Linked DNA regions of Homo sapiens: region 1 is linked to region 2. A link is an interaction called in ENCODE POLR2A ChIA-PET data of the cell type or tissue named here. Cell type or tissue: A673. All regions are shown on one strand. Each heading gives the region's core, and the rest is flanking DNA. Links, peaks and the distances in the headings are about the cores only. Region 1 overlaps CAMK2A (calcium/calmodulin dependent protein kinase II alpha). Region 2 overlaps HMGXB3 (HMG-box containing 3).

Region 1 (4,394 bases), core at 146-4,145, 230 kb before region 2:
TGGAGATGCTGTTGGGCCAGCCGGGGCTGGTAGAGCAGAGGCCCTGTCCCACCCAGCCTCTGAGCCAGTGGGCAGCACCTATCTGTGTCCCCAGGGTTCAGGCATGGGACCCTACGGCCTTCCACAGGGCTCCCTGGGGCCCCCTCTCTCCTTTCCTGTCACTCCCCTCCGCCATCTCTCCTCCCCAAAGGGCTCCCTGTGGTTGAAGGCCTTAGGGAAGTTTCCACAGAGCTGCCCTAATAGTCTAGGTGCTTGAGATTATTATCCTGATTTTATAGATGAGGAAAAAACTGGCAGAAAACTTGCAGAAGGTCAAGAAAGTTTAAAAGGGATAGACCAGGACTTAACTCAGATGATCCAGCCTGCTTTGTGATTTTGGTATAACTGGGTCTCTTTAAGCTACCTGGGAGTACTTTTTAGTGGGCAATATTGAGCCATGGTTAAGAACCAGAGTTCTGGGTTCAAATCCCGACTCTGCTACTTATGAGGTATGTGACTTTGGCTAAGTCACTTCACCTCTCTGTGCCTTCGTTCCTCATCTGTAAAATGGGAATAATAATTGTGTGTCCCTCAGGAGTGGTGTCAGAATTAAATGTGACCAGGCATATGAAGTGCTCAGCCCAATGCTTAGCATACACACTCGGTAACTTGTAAGTGTTCTTAAAAGTGCTTGTTAGAATACCTCAGGTGTCCATTATTTGAACTGACCGGCTCAACAACCCTGGGAGGCACTTAAGATAGGAATCCCTAATCCTTCATTTGACAGATGAGGAAACAAGGACTAGAAGATAAAGAGACGTACCCAAGGGGCAAAGTCAGTTAGGACAGGCCTCCCGACATCCCATGACCAACTCCAACAAGGGGGTGCAGAGTGGGCTTAGCTCTCAGCCTGGGGCTGACATGGCAGGTGCATTTCATCTTGAAGCCACCAGCAATGGATCACTAGTGGCTCCTGGAAGAGTGGTGCTGAGAAGCTTATGATCCTGAGTCAGGACCCAGTAGGAAGGAGTTCTGTGGCTGATTACCACTGGCTCTGAAGTGGGAAGTGGTGACAGGTGTGCTAGGTAGTTGTCGATCTGATCTAGAGGCTTTGCTGGCTCATCAGGCTTATGTCTTGGGCCGACTGGGGTTGCACAATACAAGCCCAAGTGCACCTGAGGGGCAGGGGCTGTTTTCCTCAGCTCCAGAGCAATCCTCATCCCCTCTTCCAGCAGGATCTTGCTCCAGGTTACTTACGAGACAACCTCTGTGTATGTGTCTGCCTGTCTGTGTGTCTGGGAGCAGGGTTTGCAGGGACTCCTGGATATCTCTCCCCAGAAGTGCTGCGGAAGGACCCGTACGGGAAGCCTGTGGACCTGTGGGCTTGTGGTGAGTTCATCCTAAGGCCCTTTTGTGCCCCTGGCTGCACCCCGGCCTCTGGGGCCCCCTCTCTCCTTTCCCATCACTCCCCTCCCCCCATGTCTCCTCCCCACAGGGGGTTGAAGGTTCTCTGGTCCTCTTTCCAGGGGTCATCCTGTACATCCTGCTGGTTGGGTACCCCCCGTTCTGGGATGAGGACCAGCACCGCCTGTACCAGCAGATCAAAGCCGGCGCCTATGATGTGAGTGTCGCTCCTCTCTTCAGCTCCCATCATCCTCTGGTGCCCTTCCAGTGAAAGCCAGCGCCAAGCCACTCTCTAGTTCTGGCACAGGGGTGAACCCCAGGGGAGCATGAAGACTGACCAGGGCCAGGTGGTTACCATGCTGTGCCTAATGATTGGAGATTTATCTTGCCCCAGAAGGCAAGAAGCAGCACCAAAATGGAGTGAGGAGTAGGGGAGAGGCGCCTCCCAAGCCAGGGTTTCTCTGTTTCTCTCTCATATATACAAATAATAATAGCTAACAATTCTATAGCACTCTCTGAATGTTTTACACATATTATTACATTTAATCCTCACACCAATCTATGATATAGGTGCTGTTATTATTCCCATTTTACATATAGAGAAGCTGACATACAGAGAGGTCAAGTAACTGCCTAGATCACACAGCTAAGAAATGGTAGAGGTGGGATTTGAACCAGGCAGTCTGGCTCTACCATCCATGCTTCTAACTACCAAGCTATATTGCTTTTATGCAGATAGCTATTAAGCTCTGTGCCGTATGTTTTATATTGTATTTAATTCTCACAACATCTCTAGAGATAGCTCAAGAGGTCATGTGACTTACCCAGGTTACACAGCCCAGGAGGCAGAGCCAGGACTTGAATCCAGGCCTTTTGATTCTGAAGTCTGGGCTAAAGCCACTGACCGGCTGCTCTGCAAATAAGGCACAGTCTCAGAAAGATGGTTGGAGGGAGGCCTCCTTTCCCTCTGCCGTGTTCTGATTTGTATGGGGCTAGGGCCCTCCCCTGCAGTGAGGAGCCCCAACTCCTCCTGGTGTGGATGTCCGAGTGGATGGGCAGTAGGACCCCTGCCTGCTCCCCTGCCAGTCAGGGGCTGGGGGATCGCAGGGGTGGCCTGGGGCAGGCTGGGCAAACCTGGCCTCTCTGCCCCTTCCAGTTCCCATCGCCGGAATGGGACACTGTCACCCCGGAAGCCAAGGATCTGATCAATAAGATGCTGACCATTAACCCATCCAAACGCATCACAGCTGCCGAAGCCCTTAAGCACCCCTGGATCTCGGTGAGCCTTCCTCAGCAGGACTTCTCCCAGGAGCCCCTCCAGACCTCATGATCCAGGCCCCCACAGAGTTCTGGCCCTTCCCCTGGCCCATGGGGCCAAGAGGGCTTAATCCAAGAGACTGCCCCTGCTGTGGTTCTCAGGGGTAATGTGGAAACGAGGAGTGAGTGTTCTGGGTTGGCATACAACTGATGGTGCTACTGGCATTGAATGTCTGGTGCCAGGATGCTAAACACCCTGAAGCATCTCCTAGAGCAATGAATCGTTCTTCCCAAGATGTCAACCACACCTCCATTAAGATGCCCTGCTGAAGGGTACCCTTGGGTGGGCCTGTCTTCCAGCCTGCCTTCCACTCACAGCCCTCTCCCCTACTTCCTCCAGCACCGCTCCACCGTGGCATCCTGCATGCACAGACAGGAGACCGTGGACTGCCTGAAGAAGTTCAATGCCAGGAGGAAACTGAAGGTAACAGGTCCTCACCCTCCACAGTCCTGGCCATGGGACTAGCTCTGCCTGGGTCTCCACAGAGGCCAGGAGACTCGCTCACTAATTCTTTCCTTCATTGATTCAATAAGCATTTATTGAACACCTACTGCATACTGGACAGCAGGTTGGGCTTGGGGAGTGAGCGGTGAATGACTGAGCCCTTGCTCTAGTGGAGAGGACAGACAAGTTCCTGGGGCGTTATGGGGCAGTGGTGAGTGCCATGCCTGGGAAAGCCTCAAGATGGTGGCAGAATGCAGCAGGACAATGGTATTCTGGGTCTGGAGCCAGGGGCGTTTAAGCTGAGACCTTGGAGGATAAGCAGGTATTAGCCAAGTTAGAGTCAGAATGGGAAAGTGTGGCCGGGCGCAGTGACTCATGCCTGTAATCCCAACACTTTGGGAGGCTGAGGTGGGCAGATCACCTGAGGTCAGAAGTTCAAGACCAGCCTGGCCAATGAGGTGAAACCCTGTCTCTACCAAAAATACAAAAATTAGCCAGGCATGGTGGCACATACCTGTAATCCCAGCTACTCAGGAGGCTGAGGCAGGAAAATTGCTTGAACCTGGGAGGCGGAGGTTGCAGTGAGTGAGATCGTGCCATTGCACTCCAGCCTGAGTAACAGAGAGAGACTCTGTCTCAAAAAAAAAAAAACAAAAAAAAGAATGGGAACGTGTTCCAGACAGAGGAAGCAGCCTGTGCAGAAGTTTGGAAGTGCGCCTGACCCCTTAGGGGCACCACAAGTGGTTCAGAGTGGCTGGGGAGAGCTTTTGGGGGTGAGACATGACTGAACGTGAGACCCTGGTCAGGGAGGCGCCCCAGCTGCCCAGTACTGTGGAGGAATGGCTGAGGCACTCAGACAGTGATTGTGGCCCTGAGGAAGCTCAGTGGCACCCAGGTGGTCCCAGAGCTTCACACTCTTGCAGGTTCTGTGTGCTCTCAGGGTGGTGACAGCTCCTGGCCTGGCCTTTGCCAGGCACTGAGGGGCCCCTGGCCAGTGGAACAGAGGAGCCGTCAGCACGCTGGGGATGATGAGGGAAGAGGCGGAGGCCCCAGCTCTTGTGGAACCTCCTTATCTGCTGCTCCCAGGCCTGGAGTGGAGGCTTAGGATGGGGACACAGACCAAGGGGTGGTGGCCAGCATGATGCCAGGAGAACTGAGTCCCATCCCCATCCTGCAGTGGAAGCTGTGTCACAGAGGAAGTCTCAAAATATCAGAATCAGGGATTCTTAACATCATAAGCAGTGGGATT
Region 2 (4,394 bases), core at 79-4,078:
GATAGTTTATGAATTTGTGTTGGGCTTCATTCAAAGCCATCCTGGGCCATAGGTTGGACAAGCTTGTCTTACATTCTGCAGCTAAACAGCACAGCAATGCCTGAGAAGTGTGGTTTAGTGGAAAAGGCAATGGGATAATTGGCTGTGTGAATTTAGTAAGTCGCTTTTTCAAAATCTATTTTTCCTTAGCTGGAAACTCAAAAGAGTTGAAGTAGCTGATAATCAAAGTCAATTTATTTCTAAAATTCTAAGTGCACTGATGGTAAAATGTTACCTGTCTTCTCACACTCATTCTGTTTCTATAAGCTTTAGAAATCACAGTATCTACTCTTGACATGGTAATCCTTGCAGAACACATTGGTAAATTCTGACTTAGCAAGTCAAGATGGGGGAAGGTAGCTAAGAAAAAAATTGTTTTCATGCCATGAGCTTGATCTTAGTAAGAGAACCATGGCTCTAAAGTTTTTCAGGCTGGGCACCATGGCTCACACATGTAATCCCAACACTTTGGGAGGCAGGTGGATCACTTGAGGCCAGGAGTTCGACACCAGCCTGGCCAACATGGTGAAATCCCATTTCTACTAAAAATACAAAAAAACCTAGCTGGCTGTGGTGGCACATGCCTGTAATCCCAGCTACTCGGGAGGCTGAGACATAAGGATCACTTGAACCAGGGAGGTAGAGGTTGCAGTGAGCTGAGATCGTGCTATCCAGCCTGGACAATAGAGCAAGACTCTATCTTCAAAAAAAAAAAAAAAAGCTGTTTCAGTTAAAGCCAGGTATGATGGTATGATGTCATATGCCTATAGTACCAGCTACTCAGGAAGCTGAGGCAGGAGGATCACTTGAGACCAAGAATTTGAAATGGGCCTAGGCAACATAGCAAGAGACTCTGTCCCAAAAAAAAAAGTTATTTCAAAGTGGAAAAAAAACCACACATACAAGAAATGAAAAAGAAAGCCACACATACAAGAAATGAAAAAGCCAAAGTAAAAATAGCCTGAAGGAGGGATAAGCCCACAGTGATCACTGACAGTCTTTCATGTATAAGCACAGGAAATATGGTCATTTGAGACCTGTTTCGCATTGGTCAAGAAAGGCCAAGGAAGATTCTGACTACTATCCAGTTCAATCTCCCCACTGCAGTTAGAGAACTGCCTTTTTGGGGAATACATTGTGAATACACTGATGGCTTCAGAGAGGCACATCAGAGAAGATGGCACAAGAGCCTTAGACAAAACCCCCTGTGAGACATTAGCACTAGGCCCTTCCTGACAACATGAAGAGCAATAGTAGGGCTAATAATTACATTGATGTCTATCATGATGATAGCAGGACATTCACTGAGGATTTAATATGTACCAGAAACTGCCATTTAGTCTATATGGATAATCTTATTTGACCCTGCTAACATCCCTAATGAAGTAGGTACTAACTTCCATTGACAGATGAGACAAAACTTAAATCCAGGAACAGATATAGAATGTCTTGACCAAGATTACATAGTTAAAAACCTTGGGAAGCAGGGGTCTGAACTGAGGTAGCTAACTCCAGAATTGTGTTCTTAATTATCCTGTCTCCTGGAATTAGTGCTACCCTGAACTTAGCCAGAAGCCAAAACACTCATCCAGAGGGCAAAAGTCACCATCCCAGTATTTCTCAAAGAGATGTGAAAATTGCCCCAGAGAAGTTTAAGGTATGCTGCTATACAAGGTTTTTCTACACATACAAGTTTGGACCATGCTGAGTTAAACATGTGATAATCACGAACCTAACCTAAGCCATTTTCACTAAAATAATGTCCTCTCTTTCCTTTTCTACCCACCCAAATTCTGTTGAATCTTCAACTCTCTCTCTTCTATAATACCTTGCCTGTCTGTCTCAGTCCTTATAAATGTCTCTCCTCTCTGAACTAGGTGAGAATTTACTGCCTCTTCCATCCATTTTAGCCCTTAAAATGTATAGTTTCATATAAAAAATGTGGCAAGTATATATGTTTTATCTAGTTCGCACCAAGCATACACAGGTGACAACATGTTAAACGGAACTTCAGAAGGGCACAGCAGTGATGCTCATTTATTTATTGAGTGTCTTCTATGGGCAAAGGCTGTGGGAGATACCAAGGTCATTAAGGAACTCACAATGTGACATAAACAGAAACATTGTTAACTGATGATGAGTGTTAAATAAAAATGTTAAAGACATATAGATACAGACATCTCTATATACAGACGGGGGGATGACAGAAACAAGTAAATAAACATGGTGTAGTAGTTCATGGAAATTATGAAACAGGTACTATTTTGAAGACTATTTAAAGGCATGATATGTTAAATTAAAAAAAGCAAAATATTATAGTATTGGAGATATCCACGAAAAAACAGAAAGAAAAATAAAAGGGAAAACAGTGCTCACAGTGCTGTAATCCCAGCACTTTGGGAGGCCGAGACAGGAGACTGTTTGAGGCCAGAGCAACAAAGGAAGACCCCATCTCTACTGGAAAAAAAAAAGAAGGGAAAGAAGAAGAAAAAAACAGATACAGAACTTATTCACAGAAAAAAAGACTGGAAAGAAGTACACCAAAATGTTAATAATGGCTTTTCTTTGGATGGTATATGAGTTTGGATAACAATTTATTCCATTTTTCTTTTGTATTTTTTAAACAAACTATATACAATGGAAATGATTTACTTGTATAGTCAGACAGTAAAAACAAATGTTAACTTTTTAAAAATCACCTGTTCCTAATGGCAAACAGAAAGTCTATTCTGTGAGGCTTCCAAAGCAGCAACAGCCAATGGACCTTACCTTTGGGATCCACTTCCCTCCTAGGAAGTTACCACAGGTAGGGCACTTAGGTGGCTTGTGCCTGGTGACATATGTAAAGGAGCACCCTGGGCTGGTGCATGTCCCATGGCCCCGGCGGGTATATGTAGTGGTCTGTAAATAAAGAGCACATCAGAATCAATAGAACAACCTCTCTCAGACTGATGACCACTATAATCACAGCAACACCAGGAGGTCACAAGCTTGTGGAAAGATAACCAATTCATAATCATATCATAAAAGGTCAGTGTTGGAAAGGTCCTACAATACAACAAATTCACTCTTTAGAAATGGAGAAACTAAGTTCAAATGGGGAAAGACAATTGCCCAACATTACAGTTAGGTACCAGAAGAATGAAGAAAGTGATAGTTGCTATGCATTGAGCTAGGCACCACACAATGCTAAACACTTTACCAATATTTCATTTAATACTCTCAGCAATCGTATTAAGTACGTATTATTACTACTGAGGTTTAAATGCTTTGCCTCAAATCATCAATCAAGGGCAGAGCTAGACCTAGAACCCATATTTCTCTATTCTTGGCCCAACATTCCTTCTATGCATCCAGCTGCACCCTCTGGCTCTAAATACTTCAAAGAATTTGCTTCATCTTCATTCTTCAGACAACCAAGGACCTGGGATTCAGAATAAAAATAGATCCATGGTCACTGAAAAAATAAGGGCAGTTCAGGACTATAAGCCAGGCCCTATCCTTTGATACTCAACAGAATGTAGTTATTTGCATATTAATATATATAGCCACTGGCTCTTATCATCTCCACTGATCTCCCTTTGAGCAAAATGTATTACTATGGGTTATAATATTTCAGCTACAAATAAAAACGACTCATTCATTAGTCATGCTCCGCTTCTAGATTAAGGCTGGAAAAAAACCCATTTCTCTGTCATATTTGTTCTGTCACATATGAATGTTTACTCAGCTATTAATCCCAGCTTCCCTAGCCCAGCCAAAACGCAAAAAGCTTCCTTGGGGAAACACCAAACTACCATTAGCTACCTCTGCAAGGAAGCCTAAGGAAAAGGCTTCAATTATGGCTTCCAATTATGACAGTGGTATTAAGTCAAGGATGAGCGTGAAGTGGTATGGCACCAAAAAGAGGAAGACCAGGCTTTGGGTTCCAATTTTGCCACTAATACACTGAGTGACCTGGTGGTAAGGAACCTTAACTCTTGGGCCCTGAGTTTCTTCCTCTGTAAAATCGCCTGTTCTTCCTATTTTATAGGCGTGTCTTGCTGAGAAAGTGAGATAAGAAATGAGAAAACATTCACTTAGATTCTACATGCTTGTGAGAGACTATTAATAGTGGAATATAAAACATCTCTGATCCTTTCTCAGGTTATGGCCAATGTATAATTCTCATTCTGAACACCTCAAGAAAGCAGAGTAAAAATTTAAGATAGGTTAGTTTCATAAGTAAATTACCATGGACTTGGAAATTCTTAACATTGTTAAGTAGGCTAGAGAAATGACTTTAGGAAAAAAAGTGCTAATGTTCAAGGATGACGTTTCAGTCCTAAGTATTAATCATAAAACACTTTTCTAGA

The links. Peaks named below come from ENCODE experiments on the same cell type or tissue, not always from the same donor. Only the 100,000 strongest peaks of a DNase experiment are listed, where the experiment ranks them.
Region 1: POLR2A ChIA-PET joins it to region 2 with 6 read pairs; 2 of 35 experiments call an interaction of 5 or more read pairs at or near these places.

What each region holds. Positions count from the first base shown.
Region 1 is chr5:150,248,956-150,253,349 of GRCh38, reverse strand. It overlaps CAMK2A (calcium/calmodulin dependent protein kinase II alpha), which reads left to right. Exons shown (of 19, transcript NM_015981.4): 8 at 1,285-1,368; 9 at 1,506-1,600; 10 at 2,540-2,662; 11 at 3,041-3,124. Among named protein-coding and RNA genes, the nearest start is that of CAMK2A, 39 kb to the left of the region's middle. In A673, for the core only: no CTCF peak of the experiment used is centred there; no DNase peak of the experiment used is centred there.
Region 2 is chr5:150,017,112-150,021,505 of GRCh38, reverse strand. It overlaps HMGXB3 (HMG-box containing 3), which reads right to left. Exons shown (of 20, transcript NM_014983.3): 6 at 2,809-2,940. Among named protein-coding and RNA genes, the nearest start is that of HMGXB3, 19 kb to the right of the region's middle. In A673, for the core only: no CTCF peak of the experiment used is centred there; no DNase peak of the experiment used is centred there; H3K4me3 peaks cover 135 bases; H3K27ac peaks cover 1,475 bases.